2 separate regions of the Homo sapiens genome follow, and region 1 is linked to region 2. Evidence: chromatin contacts called from ENCODE Hi-C data. All regions are on one chromosome and are shown on one strand. The core of a region is the stretch at or near the end of the contact, and the rest is flanking DNA. Distances in the headings are between cores, read along the strand shown.

Evidence for each region. Hi-C counts contacts between places; a loop is a spot of excess contacts on that map.
Region 1: a loop to region 2 is called in a map of sciatic nerve, with 34 times the contacts of the local background. The contact joins two enhancer-like sites. A Hi-C loop is called at or near these places in 1 of 168 maps with a recorded cell type or tissue (sciatic nerve).

The regions. Positions count from the first base shown.
Region 1 is chr3:102,237,317-102,240,016 of GRCh38, reverse strand. No RefSeq gene overlaps it. Among named protein-coding and RNA genes, the nearest start is that of ZPLD1, 200 kb to the left of the region's middle. Within about 2 kb of position 1,421, at least 2 of the 41 ENCODE cell types and tissues checked have a DNase peak (open chromatin) inside an H3K27ac peak, as active enhancers do.
Region 2 is chr3:100,208,696-100,211,395 of GRCh38, reverse strand. No RefSeq gene overlaps it. Among named protein-coding and RNA genes, the nearest start is that of TBC1D23, 51 kb to the left of the region's middle. RefSeq lists a silencer at 1,366-1,415. Within about 2 kb of position 1,260, at least 4 of the 41 ENCODE cell types and tissues checked have a DNase peak (open chromatin) inside an H3K27ac peak, as active enhancers do.

The sequences.
Region 1 (2,700 bases), core at 172-2,671, 2.0 Mb before region 2:
AAGAAATTAAAATGAAACTAAATTATTGGTAAGGAAAGAATGAGCAATCTAAATTCCTTAAGGGAAGAAGCTCTGTGAATTTAAGCTGTGTTATCTTTCAAAGAAAACCTCTGTCAAAAACTAATCAGGGATGCATTAATTGGTTTTGTATTATCTGAGAAAATTGTCAGAGAATGATAAAAATCTACTTCAAATCTAGCACATCCCAATGTCAACTCTAAGAAGCTTTTATCAATGTAGATACCAATATTTACATGCACCATTATTTTAGCTGCTAAAACAAATTTTGTAATAAATTATTCATCAATTACCAAAGTAACCATCTTATTTCATATAAGAAAGGGGAGGAGAAAAAAAGTAAGGCAGCAAAAAGAGGTCCTTGTGGGAATTACCTAAAATTTATGTTTAAAAATCTGCACCCAAATTCATTGAAGTTGTTGATAGAAATTTTTTCCTTGTAGGTATAATACTTAGGGCCCTGGCTTTTTGCTGGCTATTGATTGGAGGTCACCTTAATCTGAAATTAAGAAGACACTGGAGAGTGCATATTTATACCTAATTGGTTACTAATTTGTATTAATAATCATAATATTTGTTTATATTTCTTTCCCACTAATATTGGTTTAAATTTCCACAAGTGTGTGCTGATCCATATGTTTATATTTATCTGTGCATGTGCATGGCACTTGATTTTGTTTGTTTGCTTGCTTTACTGTATAAGCAATAGACCAAAAAGTTAAAGCTTGAGGTCATAATTTTACAAGAGCATGATGAGAACTGAAGAAAAGTTTGATAATCCAGAAGCTTGGGCTAATTTGTCACAAGTGTGGTTATGAGGATATAGACCTTTCTCCCGAGGGCATCAAATTCAAGGAAGCATTTTAGAAAATTCACAAGTATTGAGAGATGTAACGGAATATGAAAGCCTGGAAGTTGTATATGTCACTATATAAATTGTGTGAGATCACAGTAGGTATGAAGCAACTCCTCTACTGCTAAAGATTACCTCAAAAAGAGAAATGTAAATACATAGCTACCAACTTCCTCTCAGTGTATATTGAGCTATATTTTTCTAATCCCAGAAACAAGTTTAAATAAAAATTTTTATTCACTTTTACCTGGACTGATACCACAACATCATAGTCATCAGGACTGAAGAATAAGTTTTGTAGTGATGGAGGAAGATGTTTCAGTGTAAAACTAATCAAAATGAAATCAAATTTATGCCCTAGCACGTTGCTACTCACAGTGAAGTCCAGCAGCATTAGAATCACTTGAGAACTTGTTAGCAATGCAGGATCTCAGGCCCAGTCACAGGGCTGCTGAGTCAGAATTTGCCTTTTAACAGAATGCCCAGGTGATTCATATGCACATTAAACTTTAGGAAGCATTATCTCAACACCTGAGCACCAAGTCAACAGAGTTTACCAACTACAGTGTGACAAATGGGTTACAGTTGGGCAGAATTAACAATTTCCACAGCCCTCAGCAGAGCTAGGCAGAGCCCAGATCCTTTAAAGCCATTGGGCCAGCCTCCTGTAGCCATGTCCTGGCTTATCCATTTACCCTCATATGCTGTGCAAACACAGGCTTGAATTTTATATGTGTACTATGTACACAAAGGAGAATGTTATGTACTTTTCATGTACTAAATACATTAAAAATGTTAAGCCAGCACTATCCTAACCAACTAAACTTAAACAAGTGTTAGAATGTGAATTTAATTTTGTGCAGTACTTGATGTCATGATACATGTCATAAAAGCATCAAGTGGTACGATACCAACATTAACAATACATATCAAAATTCTAGAATTCGCATAGCTGCTGCTTTGTTTGAAGACTTACTATTTGTTATCCTAGGAGTCAGGATGAAAACTCAACCAATGCTTTTCCAAAAGTAGCTTTCGGAATTGGTTTGAGGCATCTCTTTTTATCTGATGGGAAGTGAAAGCCACTGTACTGAATTAGAAGATGATAGCACACTCCAAGAATGAGAAGAAGCTAGGCTTAGAAGCAAGTCCCTTACATTTTCTTTTCAAAAGAAATCCACATCTTACTTCTTATCCAGAAAGATTTTATTTTAACATTCTTGTTGGAAAGGGAGCATCACTATAAATAAAAGCATGTCAAATTCATAACTCAGATTCTTTGTAATGCAGGGCAACTTCAGAACAAAACATTCTATGTGCTCTGCCATCTTCATCTCAACAAAACTCATATCCTCTAGACCTATCTAATACAGTCTAATACAGTAGTCACTACCCATGTATGGCTATTTAAATTTAAATATAAATTAGCTGAAATTTAAATTTCAATATTCATTGAAATTAAGCAAAATAAAAAATTCAGCTCCTAATTTGCATTTACTACATTTGAATTGCCCAAAAGGCATATATGAGTAATGGCTTCTATAACAGATGTATAGATATAAAACATTTCCATTATCACAGAAAGTTCTATTAAATGGCATTACTTTAGACTTTACATATACATTATGTTCCTTTGCCAAGTTCCTGCAGAAAAAGAGACAAAGGGCCTCTTTTTGTCATATTACTGCCCTTTAACACAACTGACTTAAGTCCAGTAATAAAATAGTGAGCCAACCACACATTTACTCTCAAGCTCCTTCCTTCCTCGCTGCGCCAGGATCAGGAACTAGTAAGACTTCCCTGACCACTACAGGAAGATCACAGACCCA
Region 2 (2,700 bases), core at 11-2,510:
TGAAAATAAAAACAAGCCTTCCCTCTACATAGTTGTAAGCTACGAAAGAGATTCTGACACAGATCTGAATGACTTATAGACAACTGATAATGAACAAATATATTTAATTTCCTTTGGCAAACCCAAGGAAATTACAATCATACAAACCTAAATTTTTATATATGAATTAGAAGACCCAGGGCAGGCTATAGTCCTTTAGTAGGCTAAGGTTTGAATTCCTACCTCAGGGAAAATTCTTTAAGGGGAGTGAAGAACAAGCAAACAAAAAGATCACAAAACATTTTTGGTAGTCGAACTAAAGGTGGTACATTCATTTGGGTTTTGGAAAGGCCAGTATCCCCATGCTGGGGAGAAAGTGTTTGAAGTGGGTTTGCTATCATTAGCATTTTAATGATGTCATTTTGATTATACATGTGGCCTGAGGTTTTTAAACATCTGGTGCCTTTTGTAAACCAAACTAATAAACAAAGAAAGGCTTCTCATAGCAACGGCACAGGAAGGAGGCATTTCCCAGCAAAGCTATTAAAGGGCCTCAAATCACTTGGCAACGTGCTATTTAAAGGCACAAGGAAAATTAGTATGAAACTAGTTCTCTCTCTTCTTTTCCATCAGAATTCCTCATTGTCACCAGGTCCTTGGGTGCCACCTCAACCCATCTGCCTGTTTTCTCCCTCCCTCAGTTCTATATGAGAAGGTCTTCTCCTCATACACAGAACATCTTTTTTCCCCTTAGAAATGGTAGGCACTTTCTTAGTCTGGTTGGATAATACTCACACCAGAGCTGTACCCAGGTAGTGCAGTTATAGGCCTGAAGCTTAGGATTGAAGTTCTATGTACACAAAAAATTTTGATTTGAGAGGGATTAGCATTAAGACATGACTGTGAATGAAGTCACCCAGGGAAAGCATGTCCAGAGAGGAGAAACAGAATGTCTCTGTTATTGGGAACATGCCTCCCTTCCTCATCCTGCCAACCCCAAGGTCATTGTAACACATCGTGGGATAGTAGTGCATGAAGTTTTTTCCTGCTCCTCGAATGCACCCATAACTGCTTTAATGGTAAGGCAGTCCCAAAATTGACAGAATCAGAAGGCCCACCTTGAGAGACCAGTTTTAAGCAACTTTCAACCTCTGCTTCAATTTTTTTGAGGGAGAGAGGAGTTTGCTGAAATTCTTATTCAAAGGGTTTACTCTTTGATCTGTACCTATAATGCTCCATGAGAGGCAATTTGTGGCTTTCATTTTCATTTTCATAGAACTAGACACCCTGCTAAAGGGACTAACTGAAGTCATACCTCCTCCTGGTCAGTAAACAAAAGGAGACAAAAAGCTGAGAGGCAGAGATCATGTCTCATCAGTGGGGGCCTTTCTGACTGAGAAATGCTCCCACTTCCCTGTCAGAATGGAAATGTCCACATACCTGTTCTAGGATGGAAAAGAAGAAAAGTTGGAGCAGGGAACTGGAGCACATGCCATCATTCCCTTCTCCTCAAGAATTTCTTATTCAGCCTCCCTGAAAGGTAAAGAAACTAAGGAGGTGGACAATTTTGTGTTAAAATTGACCCATTGGGGGTCCCATTGAACAACTAGCCAGGAGCCTTGGGAGGATGAACACAGCGGTGCTAACTGGGCTGCAATTTCAAAGTCGTGTAAAAGGCCTGGAATGATTCTGCCTCCAGAGAATGCTACCTCAGGGAGAATCAGGAGGAGACTTGAAAATTAAATCTAAAGACCAGAGTTAGTGTAAATTGTATTTAAATATATAATTTCTTAAAGGTAGTGTTTGGTGCCATGCTAAAGTTAAAGCCTGTTTGTTTTCAAATCAAGAACTACATTTGTATTTTTACATTAAGTGAAAAAATTCAGACTCTTATATTTAAGCATGTGTCAGCCTGGGCAACAAGGGAGACCCCATCTCTGAAAAAAAAAAAGAGAGAGAGAATTAGCTGGGCATGGTAGTGAGTGCCTATAGTCCAAGCTACTTGAGAGACTGAGGTGGGAAGATCACCTGAATCCAGGAGGTCAGGACTGCAATGAGATGTGACTGCGCCACTGTACTCCAGCCTGGGCAACAGAGCAAGACCCTGTCTCAAAAGTAAATATGTAAATGAAAGTAAAAATAAACATATGTCTCCTAAGTTGGACCATATATTCCTAATCATTAGGGCACTAACTCCCACATGCTGGCTTTGTGCCTAAGGGAGGGGGGAACACGGCATCTTCAGTGCAGAGCCTGTTGCACACCTCACGTGGATTTGGATGAACTGGACCTGTCCCTTGAGTCCACAGCTCCTGTGGTCTATGATACTTTTCCCTACAATAAAAGGTTCTATAGTCTCAGTTTTAGTAATTTTTAGTCTATATTTACTTATCAAACTCCTCTCTATTTTCATAGTCTTCCATCTCCTCCCATCCTATCTGGCATGCTTCTCCTCACAGTTTTTTTAACAGATCTCTAGGCCCAGTGTTATTTAATCTTTCTTTCTTTCTTTTTTTTTTTGAGACGGAGTCTCACTCTGTTGCCTAGGCTGGAGTGCAGTGGCGCGATCTCGGCTCACTGCAACCTCCGCCTCCCGGGTTCAAGTGATTCTCCTGCCTCACCCTCCTGAGTAGCTGGGATTACAGGTATGCGCCACCATGCCTGGCTAATTTTTTTTGTATTTTCAGTAGAGATGTGGTTTCACCATGTTGGTCAGGCTGG